Linked DNA regions of Homo sapiens: region 1 is linked to region 2. Evidence: read pairs that join two places in POLR2A ChIA-PET (ENCODE). Cell type or tissue: A673. All regions are shown on one strand. Links, peaks and the distances in the headings refer to the core of each region. The heading gives the core; the rest is flanking DNA.

Region 1 (3,040 bases), core at 268-2,767, 270 kb before region 2:
TTGAATTATTTTTCAATGTTCAGAGAGAAAATAACTAACATCAAATTTTGTATAAAGCAGAGCAATTCTTAAAATAAGAAATAAAAGCATTTAAAGAAAATCTGCAGAATTTAACGGTATATTTTCTCTAAAGGAAACTCCACAAGTAGATGGAAAGGATGAGGGCCTGGATTATACTGCACCTGCCACCTGTGTGGTTGTGCTCAAAGAACAGAACCTCTTTGGGATGGTTTCTAAATTTCAAAATAAAGATGAGGTATTCTCAGCTAGTCTCACTGTATTTTATTAATTGAAACACCATATGTGAAACAGAAGACTCTAATGCAAACGTAAAGAGATTTGTTACTAAAACCTTAGGCCAAGCTTTGGATGTTCTTAAAAGGGCAATGGCAGGAATGAGAATGGGGAAAATGATCTATCCTCAGTGAGTTGTAGGACTTAGAGAAAGCCTCAAGGGCTGTCATGTGTTTTATCATGTCCTGAGAAACAGGTTTACAAATATTAGCACCTCCTTACTGTGCTGGATAATTCTATTCGGTTTCCTCCAGCAGTTTGTGATACCCCCTATGTGTAGAGTGGGTATGTAGGGGGCAAACAAAGGACTCATCTGTTCTTGCTGCCGGCAAGCTGTAGCCACATCCAGTTGGCTCTCACCTCCCAAATAGCTTCAAAGAGAAGCAAATCATATTCAACAGTTTTTGTGGCAGAACTCATCCTGCAGAATTTTTAAAAAACTTGTTTTATCTTATGGCCTTTGATAAAAGTTCTGAACCCAGGGCCAGTTGTAGCAGAATATGGACATATGAAAAATCTGCCTTTAGTCTCTTGCCATTCCTTCACCATTGCCTCCCACCTATTCTACTGCTCCTGCTTTTTACCCAGCCCCTAGTAGTATTCTATGATGTTTTAATACTGTTAGCCTGCCCAAAGCCTGATATTTCTAGTCACTGAATTGCTCTTCAGAACCTTCTCCTACACTATTGAGTAGATATATATCTCTCTCCACTCAATCTCTAAAATAAAGTGGTTTATAGCCTAACTTACTCTCAATGTAATGTTCTAGGTTAGGTCTCCCTGGACTGTTTGTATTTGAAAAAGAGGAGATTCCAAGAAAGTCTCCTCAAAGATACATTCTCAGTTACGGTGGCAGTAGGATAGAAAAGATGTTTTTATTGTAAAATACTCTTTCCCACACTTCTCAGCCATAGTGTAGGCTGCCAGTGTTTGGTCAGTTCCCATCAGCAGGAACACAGGCAACATACTGTTAGCAATTTTTTTTTTTTTTTTTTTTTTTTGAGAAGGAGTCTCGCTCTGTCGCCAGGCTGGAGTGCAGTGGTGCCATCTCAGCTCACTGCAATCTCTGCCTCCTGGGTTCAAGCCATTCTCCTGCATCAGCCTCCTGAGTAGCTGAGATTACAGGCATGTGCCACCACACCCAGCTAATTTTTGTATTTTTAGTAGAGACAGGGTTTCACCATATTGGCCAGGATGGTCTCGATCTCTTTGTCAGCAGTTTTTAAAACATATGTTTTTATTCCAATTATTTTAGAAAGATAACATAATTCAGAGGAAAAAATTAAAGATTCTATTGCTTGAAAATACATAGAACAATATTCTATTTAACTACACCTTGTCTATGTTTAGATACACAAAGACTCACCATTGTTACAATTACCTAGAGTATTCAGTACAATAACATCCTGTGCAGGTTTGTAGCCCATAGCCTATCGTGTAGCAGGCTATACCATCTAGACCAGTACGCTCTTATAATGTTTGCACAATGGCAAAATTGCCTAATGATGGATTTCTCAGAACGCCTGTAGTTGAGCAAGGCATGACTATATCAGTAAAACTTCTACATGAAAGAATAGGCAGGGGAACTAGTTTGTCTAAGAAAACATATGAAAATTTAACTGTTTCAGAGGCAGCACAGTCAAAAAAGTAAAGGTTTGTAATCTTAGATATCACTCAAATACTAGTCCTCCTACTTCCAAACCAGATAACCTTGGGCATGTGACTGAATCTTTCTGAACTTAGATTCATCTGAAAAATGAATACCATCTATTTCCTAGAGTGGTAAAGAGTCCCATATGCTACGGGACTTAGGATTGCTTAGGATTGCTAAGGATAGCTTTGGCTATTCAAGCTCTTTTTTGGTCCCATGTTAATTTTAGAATTGTTTTTTCAAATTCTGTAAAAATGAAGTTGGAGATATATGAGATAAACAATACACATTACCTGCCACATATTAACTAATATATATAACAAACATTATGTAAATGACAAAGAGTACTAGGTACTCCCAGGACCTTTTATGATCCTCAGAATATTTTTTTGAGGTAGGTATTATTATCTTGCTTTTATTGATGAGTAAACTGATTTTCAGAGAAGTTAAGTAACTTGTTCAAAGTCATGCAATTAAGAAGTGGCAGAGATGTGGTAGTTTTTGTGATAGAATTCTTTTCCTTTCCCTGCCTGTTGAACGGTCTGCATTTAGACATTTCTTTAAATTATTTTCAGTTTCTTTCCCTTCGTCCCCACAAAGAGCACTAAAGGTCATGGTAAGGTAGGATCATTTGAATCATGTTATGATCTTCCTAACATGAATGACTCCTGGCTTTTCCAGTTAACAGGTAGTGGTCCATTATGCTGTGGTTATATTTTCTGCATGTATGATGATATAACGTAACTGGCCAGGCACAGTGGCTCATGCCTATAATCCCAGCACTTTTGGAGGCTGAGGCAGGCAGATCACCTGAGGTCTGGAGTTCAAGACCAGCCTGAACAACATGGAGAAATGCCATCTCTCCTAAAAATACAAAATTAGCTGGGTGTGGTGGCACATGCCTGTAATCCCAGCTACTTAGGAGGCTGAGGCAGGAGAATTACTTGAACCCAGGAGGTGGAGGTTGTGCTGAGCCAAGATCATACCATTTCACTCCAGCCTGGGCAACAAGAGCAAAACTCTGTCTCAAAAAAAAAAAAAAGAAAGAAAGTAACCAAAAGACTGTCACTTACTTGCCCCATGACCCCTGTTACA
Region 2 (2,764 bases), core at 1-2,500:
CAGCCATCTGCAGACTGAGAGAAGGGTGAAAAAAACAAAATGAAAATGCTAGTCTTGTGTTCAGACAATGATTATGACCATAGAACACTACCTATAAGTTCTGTAGAGCTAATTTCTTTCCCAGTGGGGTTGATATTCTATGATAGATTGCATCAGCGGTGTGATTGTTTTGGACCATAGAATACGTATACAGAATTGGCTTGTTGAGCCTTCTGGTGTCTTGAAGTGAAAATCATATCTCTGGACATATCTGTCAGGCCTGAAGCCCTAGGCTACTGGAAAGAAAGATACCATGACTTATCCTTCCTCTAAAGCTTAGAAGTTGGAGAAAAATTCTAGTTCTTGGGAAGCTCTGCAAAGCAGGGTTCGTTAAGCTGATGCCACAGGTTTTTGCAAAGCCCCTCAGCACAGTGTTTAAGAAACCAGTGGCTCTAGGTTGACCTTTGGGGAAGGAACACAGCTCACAGTGAATCCTGGTAAGTGGAGGGGAGCATTGAATCCTCTGCCTGAATGTATCCATTTTATGCCAATGAATTGAGATATGGCTTCTTGCCCCATCTCTGCCACATTCAAGTCCTGCTTGGCTAAACAATGCTCACGGATGTGCACGTGTGCAGTGGGATGCAGCTTTTTCTAACCTCTCACAAAATCACGCAACCCCTTCACCAAACTGCTTGGTGGCTCTTCTGTGCCCTCACAGCCCTTCTAGTTTAGCAGTTAGAGGAAGACAAGTGCCCAAGGGCTTTCTCATTTTTAGGTCATTGTGGAAAGAGGAACGTTGGTGATATGTTTGCCTGCTTGGGAGGAAAATAATAATGATGATTTACTCATTGGTTTCTATATGCTAGTTGATGTGCTGCATTCTTTCTCTTATCACATTTAATCCTTATACCAGGTCTGTGAGTTAGGTGCTATTATTATCCTCATTTTATAGAAGAGATATATTTATATTTTATATTTCTATAGAAGCACAGAGATGTTGAATAACTTGTTCAAGCCGATGAAGTAAGAAAGAGAACCTGGAGTTTAATTCTTGGCACTCAGATTCCAGAGCTAAAAGCTTTTCAGTGAGGGGATTATGTCTAGAGGGAATGTCCCTGATGCTCTAGTCTCTAAGGTTGCTAAGATAATCGCTAAAGAACTGCGCTCTCAGCAAGTAAAGCCAGGGGTTGGTCAACAGGACCACGGTGACCCAGTTACATATTCTTAATCCTTACAACATCATCAAGCAGTTGCTGTTTTCCCCACTTTACAAGTGAGGAAACTGAGGTGTAGCAAGTTAGGAAACTTGTCCTGAGTTTTAAACTCAAGCCTACCTGCCCCAAAGCCTGAGCTCTTTTAAATTAACTGCAACTGCTGACCAGTTAGATTAACTAATTACTTAATTAATAAGATAACAACCTAACAGGCTGTAAGGTAAAAAAGTAATCAGATTTGTTCTATAGGTCCCCTCCCTTTTCGGGAATAGCTATACAATTGTATAATTTTATGCTTCCCCTGGGAGAGTGGGTGGAGCCCTGGCTCCCAGCCCATGATGGAAGGGTCTTGGCAGTATTTGTAAAGCAGTCTGTGGGGGTGTAACTCAGGGCGGATCTGAAAAGCTGGTCTTTGGAAAGGGAACGAAACTGACAGTAAACCCATGTAAGTCTGAATAATGCTTCCAAATTTCTCCCTGGAACCCTGATTTCCAAATTTTCCATTCTGTTTTATAACCCAGGTCCAAACCACAGCAGTCCCATTAATGGATTCCAGTGCAAAACAACTGCTGGTGTATTCCTACTACACGCAGGTCTCTGTTGTTTGCCCTCATGTGCTATTTTATCTAATAGCTGAGAATGACAGTACCAATGGAGCACTGAGTTAAGGAGTCAGACTGTTCGAAGGCTTCATTCTTCGTTATAATTGGTGAGATTTTCCATGGGACTAAGAGAAAATTGATTAACTCTCTGAGCCTCTATTTTCCTCCTCTGTAGAATGGGGGAGGCAGTTCCTGTTCCCATTTTACCACAGCCGGCGTGCTGTGAGGGGATGTTGGTACATTTCCAATAAGGGGACAATGAGTGTGAAGAGAAAGGAAGGCCCCAGGTGGTCCGTAAACTCTTCCACCAGTCCCACACTATAAACAGCTGGTTTTATCAGGGGGATTCTTGGATGACAAGTAAGCACTTAAGTAAATATCAAGGGGAGTCTGGGCAACTGAGTTTTTGTAGATCCTCGTGTCATTGTGTTATACTGGAGCCAATAGTAAGCTGACATTTGGAAAAGGAATAACTCTGAGTGTTAGACCAGGTATGTTTTAATGAATGTTATTTGTTTCCAAACATAAGCCACCATCCTTAGAAATTCAGTGAAAGATAACCGAATCTCCTGCCCAGTTATTAGCATCTTTCACCATGGGTCTTTCTGGAGAAAATGACAATGTGGGCAGCCCCTGACTGCAGCCCCTTTGGGACTGTTTCTTTAACACCTTTAAGTACTTGGGAATGTTCAGTGTGTTTTTGTTAATGTTGGAGATATGTGTCTGACAAATGGAATCTGAATTGAAGTTTTAGTGTGTAGGGGCAGAAAGCATTTAGAAAGGACAAAAGAAGGACAGATTAGACTAAAATACATACCAATGGCTGGGAGTATGCAATGCAACCCAATCCAAAAGGAAACAGTGAGATGTAGCCTGCTGATTAAACAACTGAGCCAGCACTCCGTGTCAGCTGACTTGTCTTCCCAAAGCTTCCATGTTGGTGCAATTAGGAAAAGAATTGTCTAA

Evidence for each region. ChIA-PET counts read pairs that join two places held together with the same protein. Peaks named below come from ENCODE experiments on the same cell type or tissue, not always from the same donor. Only the 100,000 strongest peaks of a DNase experiment are listed, where the experiment ranks them.
Region 1: POLR2A ChIA-PET joins it to region 2 with 8 read pairs; 2 of 35 experiments call an interaction of 5 or more read pairs at or near these places.

Annotation. Positions count from the first base shown.
Region 1 is chr14:22,211,544-22,214,583 of GRCh38, forward strand. It overlaps TRA. Among named protein-coding and RNA genes, the nearest start is that of TRD-AS1, 270 kb to the right of the region's middle. In A673, for the core only: no CTCF peak of the experiment used is centred there; no DNase peak of the experiment used is centred there.
Region 2 is chr14:22,477,294-22,480,057 of GRCh38, forward strand. All of the region lies in intron 2 of TRD-AS1 (TRD antisense RNA 1), which reads right to left. It also overlaps TRA, TRAJ58, TRAJ57 and TRAJ56. Among named protein-coding and RNA genes, the nearest start is that of TRD-AS1, 4.3 kb to the right of the region's middle. In A673, for the core only: no CTCF peak of the experiment used is centred there; DNase peaks (open chromatin) are centred at 1,548 and 2,078; H3K4me3 peaks cover 1,414 bases; H3K27ac peaks cover 2,500 bases.